2 separate regions of the Mus musculus genome follow, and region 1 is linked to region 2. A link is a loop called in an ENCODE intact Hi-C map of the cell type or tissue named here. Cell type or tissue: left cerebral cortex. All regions are shown on one strand.

Region 1 (8,000 bases), 130 kb after region 2:
ATAATTGATTTCCAAGAAGTAACCCTGGGAACTCTAAGCAACAGGTCAATTCCTTAATAGACTCCTAATGTCATGCAAATTGGGAGGTGGTCAAAAGTAGGGAGTGGTGGGTAATTGAGGAAGTAGGTTACTTCATTTTCCTCAAAGTATGTTTGTTACACATCAATGTAATCCCCTCCAAATACTATTGACATTCTTGAGAAAACTAGATAAAGACAGCCTTAAAATTGATATGAAAGCACAAACACCCGGAATCATCAGGAATCCTGTAGACTAGAAAACTACAAGTATTATAACACCTAATTTCAAGACATACTGTTGAAGTGTTATAACCCAAATAAGCTGCTATTGGCTAAAGAAAATCACACAGACCAATTGAATAGAAGAGATGCCAGAAATGAACCAATGTGTATATAGTCAGCTGATTTCCAACAGAAGTGTTAAAGTCAAATATTTAAGAAACTCTTAGGCTGGGCAGTGTTGCCGAATGCCTTTAATCCAGCACTTGGGGGGCAGAGGCAGGCAGATTTCTGAGTTCGAGGCCAGCCTGGTCTACAGAGAGTTCCAGGACAGCCAGGGCTACACAGAGAAACCCTGTCTCGAAAAACCAAAAAAAAAAAAAAAAAAAAAAAAAAGAAAAGAAAAGAAAAGAAAAGAAAAGAAAAGAATCACAACTCTTTTATAAATGGTACGATACATACAAGGAACTTGTATTTCCTCAGTTCAAACTTCACCCAGATTTCCCATTCTATATGAAGCCAACTCTAAATGGTCTACAAACTTAAAGAGAAGATCAGAATGCAGCAGTACTGTTTGTAGAAGACCAAGCATCCAAAACATGAGCCTGTGTGGGTCATATCAGATTTAAATGAGACCAGCGGTTAAACATAATTTTATAATTAAAGATACTAGCTCACTTTATTTCTAGGTAAGATGCCTATATCATAAAATTTCAGCCATTCAATTAGAAAACATAAATCATAGATATTCCCTAAAATAAATAATATCTCACATTTCCCTTTCGTTTGTACGTTTTTAAACACAGCTAGAATAGTGTGTTTGGGACAGAAAATTATTTTTGACATGGTTTATGCTTTCCAGAAATTGTTTCAGCAATAAAAATAAAGAATAGGAGTGAGAACAGTTGGCAAACTAAGAAAACCACCATTGCTAGAAATAGGGGAACTGCAGAGACCATACATTTCTAGACGGAGAAACAAATGGACAACACCAAGATTGCTCTCTGCTAACAAATAGAGTACTGCAACCCTCCCCAGCCTCCTGTGCACTTTCATTATTGTTCCCACCGTGCTTCCTTAATATATATTTGTGGTACAATTATTGTGTTAGTATTTAAGACATTATTACTAACAAGAATGTTTACTTTTTTTTCATTAAGTTTTGCATGGCCTTTTCTTTTTTAAACAGCTCTATAGTGTCAACCCTCCTTGCCCTTATGGATGGATTAGATAATAGAGGTGAAATTGTTGTTATTGGTGCTACAAACAGACTTGACTCTATTGATCCTGCACTCAGGAGACCTGGTCGTTTTGACAGAGAATTTCTTTTCAACCTGCCTGATCAAAGGGTAAGGGGTTTTTGTTGTTGTTGATATGTGTGTGTGTGTGTGTGTGTGTGTGTGTAAGTGTGGTATATGTATGTGTGTGTATATACATGTATACACACATGAACACGTATACACACACACACACACACACACATACACACATGTAACTCGGTTACAAAGCATATACTTTGAAGGTGATACCCCTTGCCACACTTTGCTTTCTTTACTTTCCAGTAGAGGCTACAGCATCTCATGATTCTGTGCCAATGTCTTTGCAGGAAGGACGCATTGGAATTTGGCACTAGCCATGCTACTGCTTCCTGGGCCTAATTTACCTTTCCCTAAATTACTTTGAGTTTGTTTGGTTTGTCCAGGAAGTCACTGTATTGGGTTTTGTTTGTTTGTTTGTTTGTTTTTGGTTTTTCTCTCTCTCTACACGTCAACATATTTCTTGCCCAAGTAGAACTCAGTTTCATCCTGACTATAAATACCTGACTATAAACACCTGACTATAAACATCTCCAATTTTAAGAAGAGCTGTGTGCTTTCTTTGGTTCCAGAGACCTCGCTTATAGCCAGCAAAAATGGCCTTACACTACAGCCTTGCAGACATAGTTGCCTTTTAGAAGTTCTGTTCCCAGCAGGCCCCAGTAACCTGCCCCCAAAGTTCAGCAGCAGAAGCTTTGAAGGTTGTATTTTCACTAATTTTTGCTTATGGGCTATCTTAGTTAATACTTAAAAAATTCTGTGTAGCACTCCTTGTTAATGCTTGCCTGTACTCCTAGCACTTTGGGACTGAAGCATGAGAATTCTAAGGTTGTGGCCAGCTTGGGTTTCATGGTATCTCAGAACAACTGGAATAACAGCAGCCAACTATCTATATGTAATTATTGAACAGTTCATTCTTGTTCTACTAGCAGTCATCACAGTGCTCAAGAATCTCAGGGAAAGGGAACTTCCTGGTCGGGTCTATGCAGATGCCTCTTTGACACTCATACCCTCGTTGACTCCGTTATCACATTTACTTGTTATATGTCTATAGTTGACCAAACTAGGTATTTTCCCCAATAAACTTTTAAAAACATTCATTTTTATTTTATTAGATGAGTATTTTGCCTGCATGTATGTAAGTGTACTGAGTGCATGCCTGGTTCTTGCGGAGGCCAGAAGAGGGTACTGGATCCCCTAAAATTGAAGTTACAGATGGAGCATCCAGGGCTGAGCCAGCTCTACAGCCACCCTCCCTAAAACTATGTTCATAAATATCCTGTACTAAAGTTTCATAGTTAACGTATGAAGTCTAGTTAGTTAAAAGCAGTAAATATTGTTCATTATGTTGAGGTATTTAAAAAGTGTCCCCTAGAGACAGAATAATATATGGTTATTTGTTATACAAAATGGCTTTTAGTAAATTATAAAAAGTTCTTTCCTTCATAGTTGTAATTATGTTTTTGTGTTAATTTATTTCTTAAATTTCCACGGAGAACTCATATTACAGAGGATACACTAGGAATGTATATCGCTGTCTGTGAAATGCCTGGTCTACATACAGAGAGCAGATGTGGAGATTAGGAGTGCCAGCCAATCTTACCTTTTGTAGGCTATTTTGATGCCTCAGTTGCTGTCTGCCAGCATAACTACTTGTCATTGACTTAGATTTGGATCCACACACGAATCGAAAGGCTTCAGAATGCTACCTATATAGCCTCTCTTGCTCTTTTACAAGTATTTTAAATTTATTCTTTGATAATTTCATAATTGTATATAATATGTTTTGATCATATCCACCCACAATTTTCTTCCTTCAGATTGTCCTGGATCCTCCCTCAGTAGCATCCCTTTTCTTTTCTACTTTGCGTTCTCCCCACCCCTTTAAAACACTATCTCATTGGGTCTACTTAGTGCTGTGCATATACACATAATAAATGGGTTTGGGGCCATTCACTGAAACATGGCAATCTACCAGTGTCCATGCCCCCAATAGCTTCTCAATCAGGTGTGGGGCTTTCTGCAGCCCTCTTTTATTCTTTGCCTTTCTTGTGCCAGTAATGACTGCTGCTGTGACTTCATGAATTCAGTAGCCTCACCATATCAGGATGTAGCATTCCACAACACTCACCCTCTTCACTCTCCCATCCTGTCTGGCCCTTCTGTGATGTTCCCTGAGCCTTGGGATATAGTCTCACTTTCATTGCTCAGGTGCAGCTACCACAACAGTTCAGGGCCCAGAGGTCAATTTAGTTGTAGGAGATATGGGTACATTCTGTTTTGATACAGAGAATTATCAGTTTGTGATTTCCAACAACAGGCTAAGCCCAGGGTTGCGGCCCTACCAGTTCATGGGGATATGTTTTCTTCATAGAGACATTGCCAGTGTTCTTCGGCCTGGCTTCTGGAAGAGATCTATGCTGACTTCTGCTCTTTCATAGTATTTAAGTCCATGAGACTAGATGACCTACCTCATCTTCTGTCCTACAGAATAGGCAGTGGGTGAGGAATACAAGAATAGGTAGATGTTCTTGAAGCCAAATGAATAGACCATGCTGTGATCAATTTGCACTTGTAACTGAGAAGAGAAAAAAGTTCAGACATTGTATTTAGCAACACATTTAAGTTACCAGTGATTCTCACTGTGGTTGCATAAATTTCATTAGAAGAAATTGGAGGCAATGTTCAAAAAGTATTGCTGTAAAAGCAGTCTAGGGCTGTTGATGGCTTATGAGAAGAGCACTTGTCGTGGAATTCTGATGACATGAGTTTGATCCCCAGACTCCATAGTTGGAGCAGAGATGATCCCAAGAGTTTTTCTGTGATATAGTGTGTGTGCACACCCCTCCCTACCTCCCACCACTAATAATAAATAAAATAGAAAAGGAGGCATGTAGGAACGTAACATTTAGTTTTAGCTTCTTGTCACACATTAGTGATTCACTATTTAATGTCACTAATGAAGCTTCTTTTTACCTCTTAGAACATGAATTGTCTAAACTCATGAAACAGAGATAAAAGTTGTAGGGTTTTTGTTTCTGTTTTTAAGTTTTCTTTTTATGTATATATGTGAGCACACTGTCACTGTCTTCAGACACACCTGAAGAGGGCATCAGATTCCATTACATGGTTGTGAGCCACCGTGTGGTTGCTGGGAATTGAACTCAGGACCTCTGGAAGAGCAGCCAGTGCTCTTGACTGCTGAACCATCTCTCCAGCCCCCAAAATCTTAGGTTTTATAACAAACAGGTTGATGTGAATGCCAAGGTGTTTAAAATTCTTTTAAAACAGAGAACAGCTTAGTGTGGGGTTACAGTCAGAATTTGTTACAGCAAACCCATGAGAAGTTGGTGCTGTCTTACGCCGCTGTACTCTTCTTCTTAGGCCAGAAAGCACATCTTGCAGATCCACACCAGGGACTGGAACCCAAAACTGTCTGATGCATTTTTAGGAGAATTGGCAGAAAAATGTGTTGGTGAGTGCTCCTATTTGAACTCTTCGCCTGTCTCTGCTTGTCCTACTCCGTGTGCCTTTCCCTTTATGTTGAAATGTGAATGAGTACAGTTGTATGTCTTTAACTGTGTGATAGACGGCTCTGAATTCATATTTAAAAGTTATACAATCGTTTCACTTAAAGTTTCATGGATTGAATTCTCATCATGTGAGGTGTTTGGTGAACAAAGCTTAGAAGTCACATGGGTTTCATTGAATGCTGAACATCCTTCATATTACTACAGTCTCCTCTTAGGAATTATCCCTTCTCAGAAATGTTACTAAGAAAGACAAGCATAAGAGAAAAGGCCCATGTGGATGAGCACTGTGGCCTCCCATGCGTCCTGGATAGAGCTGTCGGGCTCAGCTCTGTTCCTGCAGTCTAGAGAGAGCTGGGTGGGAGGGGCCAGCAAAGAAAATCCTTACTGCTATTTGCCTCAAATATAAAACTTTTCAACTTAATTTAAATACATCACAGTAGAAAAATGTCACCCACAGAATAAATAACCATTGATGTTCTAAGAGGATGAGAGCACTGATAACCACAGGAGATGGAATTCGAGGCTTTCTCTCTTCTAATTAGGTCTGAAATAGGAGGTTAGTAGTAACTGAATGTACACAAAGGAAAGTTCCCTCATTCTTCCTTCTTCCTGGCAAGAGAGCATGCACTAAACCCATTTCATGGTTTTTTTTCCCCATACTCTGCAAAATATAAAAAACAAATAAAAAACTACCTATCTCCATGAATATTTTAAGCATTATGAAGAAATCCCTCAAATAAATCCATTAATGATATCTACTTGGGAAAACTTCAAAGTTACCAAAACCAAAAACATCAACTTAGTTAAAAAAAATTTCATTGTGATCCACTATCAAATAATTAAAACTTAAATAGAACATTAGTCCATTCAGTTAGCTACATCCGAATTATCCTCTTCATCCACAGGGACTTCCATCTCCGAAGCAGCATCCCTCAGCTTTTGAACCACAAAGACCTCGACATCTTCTGGTGAGGAGAAAACGTAAATCTCTCCAGCACTACCCCAATTTAAGCTTTGCCTGGTATAAGAGAGCATGCGCCAGACCCATTTCATGTACATTGGCTTGATCTTTGCAAAGCCTTGTGCTGCTTTATGGGAGAGGGTGGTACTTGGTTAAAACGAAACAAAACAAAACAGAACCCAGTCTTTCCTTTTTGATCCCTCTCCCCTTTATTTATCATATTATGGTATTAGAGTTCAGATCAGACTGGGAGCTTTTGTAGATTTTTCTGTGAATCTGTCACAGGATGAGCCTTAGTTGAAGTTCATAGTTGTCTTCAAGAAGTGAGAAATCCCTAGCTATTCTAAAATAACTTTCTATTACCCTGCCTTTCATCTGAAATGTTACACACTGAAGTTTAATTCTTTATCTTAATATTTGAGTTTCAGTTTTCATATGTGTTTCAAAAGGTCAGTCAGTATTCTGCACTTTTCCAAGTGACTTACTTTAGCATGCAGTTGGTCTTTAAAAGACATTTACAATGTAATTTCTTACTGGACTGAAACTTCTCTTGCTTTTCCTCTTTTTGTGGGGTGGCAGTATGTATGAGATATGTTTATATACCATTGGCTTTTTGGAGAGTTAAATAAAATTCCAGTGAAATTAAATGGTTGTGTGTTCAGTTATGGCATTGATTTCATTTAAGAAACCAGTTCATGTTAAGAATGGTCAAATGCAGATCTTCAAGTAGGAATAGAACTACTGTCCTATTAGAACTACTATTTTAAATTTATTTTGAATATTACTATATACCTCAAATATGTTTTAACATGTATGGTTTCAGTTCAGTGGGATTTATGCCTAACAAAGATTATGCAGTCTTGGTGAATATCTGCAAGGATAGTTGGCCTTTTATAGGCTATGGACTTTGACTTGAGATACCTTGGAGGCTTTTGCATGCATATCAGGTATTCTTTTTAAGTAATAAAGAAATTTCATAAAAAGCTGGTGTCAACATTTATACAAAAAATAGCTTACAATTAATAAAACGGATTATCTAATGTTTTCTGTTTATTTTCAGTGAGAGGCTTAAAACAACGAAAACATGTCTATGAAATATCTGTATTTGGGGCTTTCATTTTGTTTGTAATTTTTCTAAAGAAATCCTCATAAAAATATTGATCCTTTTTTCTAACCTAACCCTTTATAGTTATATTTTCAATCTTTACAAAAATTATAACCTAGCCGGGCGGGGGTGGTGCATGCCTTTAATCCCAGCACTCGGGAGGCAGAGGCAGGCGGATTTCTGAGTTCGAGGCCAGCCTGGTCTACAGAGTGAGTTCCAGGACAGCCAGGGCTACACAGAGAAACCCTGTCTGGAAAAACCAACCAACCAACCAACCAACCAACCAACCAACAAACAAACAAACAAAATTATAACCTAATAGTAACATGAAAGAACCATGTTTCTTCAGTCTGTTGGTGTCCAGTAGAGCATTGTTTAGGAATGGTGAATGTGGGTTTTGAAAAAGGATGCTTTAAAAACAAGAACGTAAACGTTTAACTTTTAAGGTTGTTTCTTCTGTCAGCATCCTCTGTTTCCTAAACTAGAACACTGTGAGAGTACAAGGTGTGCTATCACTTAGAGCAGGACAAGAGCCCCTGAGGGAGGGCCAGTGTTCACCCAGAGCATTGCCGTTCTGGTGTACTGTGTTCAGTGTTTGAATCCAGTGAAGCATATAGAAGCAAGTGAATGGTTCTCAACTTTTTTGTGCATCAGAGGAATTTCTAAATTTTTCTCAAAATACATACTTAAAATTTTAAACTCTCAGAGAGTGACTCACTGTTGTGGAGCCTGGGAGTTTGCATTCATTCTGATGAGTTTTTAAAATTGAGAACCATAGATACAGGCCAGTTAATTTCGCACAAGCAGATAAAGACAATATTGTCTGCTTTTTTTTTTTTGTCTAGT
Region 2 (8,000 bases):
TCCTGAGGATCGCACCTGCGTTTGGGCACACTCGGGCACACTGTGGCACACACACATACACACATTCTACATTGTTATCAGAATTCTTCAAGGTAAACTAGAGCAAATCCAGATGTAACAAAGTGTTGCCTATGAAAACAAGCCTAGAACCACACTTTTTTTTTTTTTTTTCAAAAATTGGTCCCCAGAGTGAGTGAGTCCAAGGTTTCAAGCCTTTAACATATTCATGTGCTCAGGTGCACACAGCTCCTGTCTAGTGAGGGAGGCTCTTCCCTCAATCTCTTCAAACATGAAATTGCAGGGCCACCCTGGGAGATCAAATCCCACATGGAATTCCTAGGATGCTGGGTTATTTATGCAGAGGACTCCGAGCTGGTGAGCTTAGTAGGGTAGAAGCTAACTTCCAAAGTTGCTTAGAGGATTTGTGATAATTTTATTTAAAAAGTAAAACTAGACCTGGTAGTAATCTATATGCACCTGTAATACCAGCAGCCAGGAGGCTGGCTAGGGAGCTCTAGGTCAGCCTGGGCTCTGTCACTCTGTCTAAAGGTTCACCACAGGTCTGGCACGCGCAGTTTGTTCAGGAAGCTGTTATATACATTCTCAGCCACTTGGAAGTCCCCTTTCACTCTTTTTCACCAAGGGCAGTTGGCTTGTGTGTCATTAAAGAACCTCCCACAACACGATGAACAGGAAGACGCCAAGTACAGAGCCTTTATTTTACATATTATTTCCAGAGGGCAGTGCTTAAAGTGAGCAGCCAACAGAAGATAAGAAATGACAGCAAAGGTAACTGGCTCAAGTCCCTCCATGTAACCATGTACAGCACATGTCTGAGCACCTTGTATGTCTGGCTTAAGTGCAGGTAAGGCAATATAGATTGTGCAAACAAGATCTGTGTCCTATGATCAGGAATGGCTACTACATGCATCACACAAAATGTGCAGTCTGAAATGTCTGGATCTGAACTAAGGTTTTCTCAAGCAGAGGTGTGTGGGGATGATTAAATGGCTGACACAGAGAGAGCACGATGGGTAGAGAGGACAGATAATGTGGAGGGGCGGTGGGGTCAGCACACTGATCAAGAGCCCTACATAGGAGGAGCCGTCCCAGTGGCAGAGAGAGCAGGCTAGGACAGAGCAGGGGCCATCTCCAGCCACCTCGATTTCCTTCCTGCCTTCACTCTAAGCTGAGCAGCTCCACGTCAAAGATGAGGGTGGCATTGGGAGGGATGACACCGGGGTGGCCGGTAGCTCCATAGGCCACATCAGGGGTGCAGGTCAGCTTCGCCCTCTGCCCCAAGCTCATCTAGCAGGGATGGGGGCAGATGGGGAGAGGAGAAAGAGGACCCAGCTTGATTTAAAAGAAAAAAGTAAGATAACTATGGCATTTCCCCCAAAACCATCTTTAGGGTAATTCCAAAGATCTGAGATTAATTGTATTGGGGGCACACTAAACTTTAGCTAAGATCTTAAACATGCAGATTCTGTCTCAAAATAGCCCTGACTATAGGGCAGTTAACAGCCACAAAGTAGCCTCAGCCTCATCCAAGCAACCAGTGTTATTGGTTATCCAGCAATGGCATGGCTCAAATGCTTGTGCCTGCTCATAGCTGTTCCTGATCCTCTTCAGAGGTAGCCTTTGAGGAATGTATTTGTGACAGGAACAGTTAAGATTCGGTGACTTAAGGCCACATCAAGGTGATAGAGGCAGAGCTACAGGAATGAAACATCTTCTGACTTTCTGAGGGAGAGCTGGAGCCACGGCCCACCAGCACTGTCAACCCACTGGACATCGCTAGGAAGAGAGCTGTGAGGTTTGAGTTTCAAAGAATACCAAAAATCGGAGTTGACTGGCTAATGTTGTATTGATGTTAATATTCTACTTCAATTACTGCATCACTGCAGTGTGGTTATATAGGTTAACATTTGGTGAAAATTATATAGAATATTTTTATGTCTGGAATAGCTTTAAAACTGTAAAAAGCAAACCCCAAAGCACTTCTTGGCTTATCCATCTCTAGCTCTTCTTAGCTCAGACAGCTTGTTGGCTTTTTCAGCCTGCTCAAGCAATCCTAGGAGGAATGCCTGGGGTGAGACATGTCAGTCACAGAAGAGGAGAAGGACAGAGCCAGGCTGAGCACTAGGAGGTGTTAAGACAGCATGAGAGATGTCTGTTTCAGGGCCTCCTAAAACCCACTTAGTTGAGTCCTCAGCCTCCTTAAAACCTTTAGTATCCATCCTTAGCCTACCTGGGCAGTGCCTTCTTCAAAGCCTTTGATGACTTCCTGTTTGCCAATTCTGAACTTGAAAGGTTTGTTTCTGTCTCTGGATGAATCAAATTTCTTGCCATTTTGAAGCATTCCTATCCAAGTAAGAAGAGGGCAGAAAAGAGCCCTGGGTATGAGTAAACCAGCAGTTAGACCCAGCATGTCTAAACACAACTCCTCTTCTACACAAACCCACTCTTCTTCGCCCCTCCCATCAGCCCTGCTGTCAAGCAGGAAGCCTGGACCCATCTCTCTGCCTCACCCCTAAGTCTTACATCTCTTTGGAATCCAGCTTCAGTTTCTGCTACTGGCACCTGTGGTGTCATGGCGTCACCTCCACTGCTCACCTGTGGACTGGACCAGCCTCCAAACTGTCGAGTCTACTCCTCACCAGTCTTCCTCTCTCTAGGTGGGCAGATTTTCCTTTTCCCCACAATTCTGATCATATTTCCTTCCCTGCTTAGAAAACTTCAATAGCTCCCAGAGCAGAATCCAAAAGCCCAAGGCTAACAATGCCTGCCTTCAAGTTCTCTCTCCCCTCATACCCCCTCTCCCTACCTATTCAGAGCACACCATTCTCAAGTTCCTCCATACCTGCTAAACCTTTCACATTACTTTCAGGCTGTAGCCCAGGCTAGCCTGGAGTTCAGTATGTAGTCTGGCTGGCCTCGAACTTGCAGGAGTTTCCAGGTGCCAAATCTCAGGTGTGAGACACCACACCCAGTTAGACAGGGTTTTGACATCAGCACTAACACTGTGTGATCTTGGAGAAATAGGCCTCATATTTTCCACATTTAACACATCTAGCTTTGCCAGCTTACAAGTATCTGAGCATCTATTATTTTACTTCTGAATTCCTACAACTTCAATGTGTACTAGGGAGTCTTATTTACCTACCTTCTGGGTAGAATAGATTGGGCTCCTGCCCTGAGTTCTAAATGTGGCAAAGGAAAAATCCTTCTGGCTACCCAGAGATACACACAGATGGATGCTACAGAGATCAAACACAAACTCATGCATATACACAGTTGCTAAGATAGTCACATTCACAGAGATATTTATGCATGCTCACAAGCATTTACACACAGACACACAGGAGAGAAGCCCTGATGGTCAAACAGATGCTTAGAAAATATTTAGATCGACAGACCTACATATATTCATACAGATAGGCCCTTGGACAAATGTATGCTTGAATATGTGCACATGCACAGTCCATTTATAGACTGCCTTTCCCATTTCCCCAATGCCTTCAGCTTTCATAAAGTTGGATCTACTGGAAACTGTGTAACAGCTATCTGAGGCTGTGATTTCAGACAAAGCTACATAATCCAGAAACAGGCCTACATAAATATGTTGACTTCTTTTGCAAAGATGTTTCTTTAATACAACAAGTAAAGGATGGCTTTTTGGATTAACATTGCTGGATTGAACCTATATCCACATTGGGGAAAAACTGAACTTAAACCTCTAGCACCTCTAAACATAAGAATCAATTCTAGATGAATCCTAGACCTAAATATGAATAATAAAATAAAAATAATAAGGGAGTAGTAGGCATCCTACCATTCAGAATTTCTACAAAGTAGCTAGGCATGATGGTATGCACTGTAATCCCAAGATTCAGCTGGACGCAGGAGGACCAGGAGTTCAAGGCTAGCCTTGACTATAGGACAAATTCAAAGCCAACCTCAGTCACCTGGGACCGTGTCTCAAATAACAAAACAATAAAAAAAAGAAAAGAAAACGAAACACCACCACCACCATTTCTACTATGTGATAAATAAACATGAATACACGAGTATCTTCACAATAGAGTGAAAGACTCCTTTAAGTGAACACAGAAAAGTATGTAAGCGTGAAGACTGACTAGTATGACATCACTACGAAAAATGAAGAACTTCTGCTCAAAGGATACTATTAAAAGACTAATGGCAAGGCCAGAGGACCTTGCCAAGGTCCTGCAGAGGACCTCAGTTCAATTCCTGCCACCACACGGCAGTTCTCAACTGTTTGTAATTCCAGTTTCAGAGGATCTAATGTCCTCTTCCAGCCTAAGCAGGACTAGACACACAAACTCACTATGCAGCCAAGGTTGGCCTTGAACTTTGGATCCTCTTCTTCCCACTCCCAAGTGACGGGATTATAGGCGTGGGCCAGCAGCCCAGCTTATATTTACTTCTTTAAAAGGTTACTAGAAGCTTCCTAAACACAGTCTCCTGCTGTATTTGACAAGACAAGGTCTCCAAAAGCAGAGCCACTTGTAAGCTGATTCCTTTAACACACCCTGCCTGCTCAGTGCATACAGTGTCGGGAAACTCTGCAGAAGGATCTTTGGTTTCATTAACTGGATAAACAATGGTCTGCCCACAACACGTAGAACAGATAAATCAATTACCCTGGTCGGAGGCTCCAGAGGCCCCAGGGCAATTAGGCCACATCACTAGGAGGTAAAACAGCCCTCCTGTGCTGACATCAGCGGCTGGAGATACAACTGTTAAAAAAACCAGCCATGTCATCTGCTAGAACCAATCTGGTGCTTCACACTGGCCTAGAGAACTGCTAAAAATGGCCCCATCTGAATATGTCCCAGGAATTAAGCTGGCCTTGCTGTATGCTAAATGGCTGTCACCCATAGAGTTTGCCACATTAGGAAGCGAGTCACAAGGCAGAGAACTCACACCTCTTAGAGCAAACACCTGCCAGTAATCTTCCTGCCAGCAGTCCTAAAGAACTCATCTAGAATGTTCCTGGGGGCCGGGAGGAGGGAGATGGCTCAGCATTTAAGAGCACTTGTTGCTTTCCCCAAAGCACCCCACTTCAGTTCCCAGCACCCACATGGTGGATCATAAACATCCAGAACTCCAGTACCAGGGGATCCGACATCTCTCACCTCCACCAGGCACACATGCGGCACACATGCAGCCAAAGCATCCATACACATAAGATAAACTAAATAAGTATAGACTGTCCCTTGGTCCCTGGGTCTTCAAACACATCATTCAAGAAGGGACAGTAGACTTGGAGCAACTACCTCTGGATTCTCCCAGCACCTGGAGACAATGCAGCCACTAACCCCATCCCTCTCACTGCAGTGGAGGTGGGAAGGCACAAAAGAGGAAAAATAGGATAAAAGGGGATTTTGAGGGTGCTCAGACCTTCCAGAATAAGTCTGAAACATCAGACAGGAAAAGAAAGTTCAGAGTAACAGGTAGTAAAACTGGAGGTGTTTGACTTTCTCGGAGGCTGGTACCATAGGTGGTCTTTGTGGGTAAGGAAAAAGTAAAAGTGGTCATGGGCAACTTTGGGCTTTGAGGGCAATCCATGGACAAGATCCTCTTGAGGAAGCTTATAGGACAGCCCTGCCTTGGGAGGGGCAGGCCTGGGCCAGTGCTGAGAGAATGAAACCTACCTGTGTAGTGCACCACACATATCTGACCCTTCTTAGGGAATGTCCTTCCTGTTAGGAGAGATTAAAGCAGATGAAACGTTAGGTATTAGAAAAGCTCACCAAGATGGGCGGCGGTGGTGGCCTTTAATCCCAGCACTGAGGAGGCAGAGGCAGGCGGATCTCTGTGTATTTGAGGCCAGCCTGGTCTACATAGTGAGTTCCAGGACAACCAAGGCTATAGAGAGACCTTGTCAAAACAAAACTAACAAAACAAAACAAAACCAAAAAGCCAACCAACCAACAAACCCAAACTAATAATGTCTCCTTTCTGGTTTGTATTTGAACTTGATGCTACTGGTCTCAATTTCCTAGTCTAAAATTACTCCCTTACTTTCATCTATTTTACAAGTGTTCAGGAATAGCCTACTACGTGCTAGACCAGAATCATGAATAGCCTACTGTGTGTCAGATGACCAGAGACAGAGAGTAATATATGAACCCGTGAAGAAGAGAAGCACAAACCTAAATCTCAGATTGCTATAGAGTCATGATTACATCAAAGATGAATATCATTAACAAGAAATCAATAATGACCAGGCCTGTGCCCTCATATCAGAGATACATCGGAGAACAATAAAGACAGGAGCCCTGCTCTTCTAGGGTCTACCTTCTTTCTTTTGTGTACATGGGATGGTCATGTGGGGTGCAATGGAGTGGGGTGTGTGTGTGTGTATGTCACACCTAGCTTTTTTGGATGAGTGAGGAGATTCAGGCTCAAGTCTTCATGCATAGCTAGAGCTCTTAGCCACTGAGCCATTTCTCTGGTTTACATTCTAATGGAAGGAGACAATGCTCACATAAATATGATCATTACAGATGGTGATAAATCCTTTAAAGAAAATGAACACTGATGAATTTCAGAGAGACACAGAGAGCTGGCAATTTCAGAAAGGGTGAGCCAGGAAGGCATTTTGAAGAAGATGAGGTTTGAGCTGCTGCTTAAGAAGGAACCAACTCAAAAGACCATGAAGCAGGAAAAGATTGGTGCACTTTCAGAATAGGAAGGAAGAGGGTGAGATGGAGGAGAGGAACATGACAGTGATGCACCACGCAGCGTGCAGAGATGGGTCCCATACTAAATGCAATTGGAAACCACTGATGGGTTTAAAAGCATGGAAATGACCTAATCTGAATTAAGATTTTATAAGATCACTCTAGCTCCCGAGTGTGGGATGGATGGTTAGACATCTGTTGCTATAGTCTAGACAAGAAATCAATGGTTGCATGAATTAGCAGAGAAGAGAGTGAAATAGATTAGAGATACGTTTTGGAAGCAGGGCTGACAAGGGCATGCAAGTGGATGAGAGGAAGGAGCCCACTCCCCATCTCACCATTGAATGGTGGGAAAGGATTAGGGTTTGGGTAACCGGAAGGTGGTAGAGCTGTTCTGAGAGATGAGAAAACTGGAAAGGAACAGATTTGTGAGGGTGGCAATCTTGAGCTGCCCATTAGACATGCAAGTTTTTACTGCACAGAGGCAGATGCAGAGCCAACCCTGGATAAACAAACTGGGTGGAATAGAAAGCTATGAGACTGGATTAGGAGCTTGGGAACATAACAACACAGTCAGCGGTTAGTGGACTGTAGGAGCCTACCAAAGGAAGCCAGAGAAAGCCCCACAGAAAACAGTTAAATTGGCTGTTAAAAGATGGGTGGGCGTCTGTCTGGAGAAGTAAAGGGACCTGGGAAATAGAATTAGTTGTAAGACATGCTCGAAACCTGGAATCCAGAGTTGGGATGTAGCTCATGTACAGCAGGTGCCTAGCAAGCACAAGGGTTCCACCAGGAAACACACAAATCCTTAGGGTCCTAGAGTCCAGTCACAGTGAGAGCCCATTGGTTCCATCCTGTAACCCTAGGTCCAGCACACAGTGTACACGTTCCATAAATATCTGCTAAATGAGTGGTTTGTTTAACAACTCACAAGTGGCTTGGTGAAGTTGGTTGTGGATGCATGGATAGTAAGTATCGAAAGAGGAAGTGCCAGTGTGGATCCCTCCCGCCCTAGCAATCACCAAGAGGGCAGCTGCTTGCAGAAGTAGGGGGAAGAGTCTTTTAATGATTTTCTTCCTGAGGGAGGGGCCCTTAAAGCTCTGCATTTTAGGGGACCTGTGAGAAAAATGAGGGGACTGAGAACGGAAGTCAAATGGAAGGCGGGGAGAACGAAGATGGGGAGACAGCTCAGAGGCTGTGTGGGTGACAAGGCCTGGGAAGAAACGTGTATCTGCAAGGAGTGATCTGGGCAGTATCGGGTACTTCCAGGAAGCCCTCGGTTTGTAA

What was found. Peaks named below come from ENCODE experiments on the same cell type or tissue, not always from the same donor. Only the 100,000 strongest peaks of a DNase experiment are listed, where the experiment ranks them.
Region 1: a loop joins it to region 2, with 2.8 times the contacts of the local background. A loop is called at or near these places in 2 of 42 quality-filtered maps.

Annotation. Positions count from the first base shown.
Region 1 is chr12:4,964,413-4,972,412 of GRCm38, forward strand. Atad2b (ATPase family, AAA domain containing 2B) reads left to right here. Exons shown (of 28, transcript NM_001362349.1): 14 at 1,429-1,588; 15 at 4,940-5,030. Among named protein-coding and RNA genes, the nearest start is that of Atad2b, 51 kb to the left of the region's middle. In left cerebral cortex, no CTCF peak of the experiment used is centred here; a DNase peak (open chromatin) is centred at 7,804.
Region 2 is chr12:4,832,488-4,840,487 of GRCm38, forward strand. Fkbp1b (FK506 binding protein 1b) reads right to left here. Exons shown (of 4, transcript NM_016863.4): 2 at 5,682-5,729; 3 at 2,252-2,364; 4 at 689-1,308. The coding sequence ends at 1,180. Among named protein-coding and RNA genes, the nearest start is that of Fkbp1b, 5.1 kb to the right of the region's middle. In left cerebral cortex, no CTCF peak of the experiment used is centred here; DNase peaks (open chromatin) are centred at 3,380, 4,868, 7,260 and 7,668.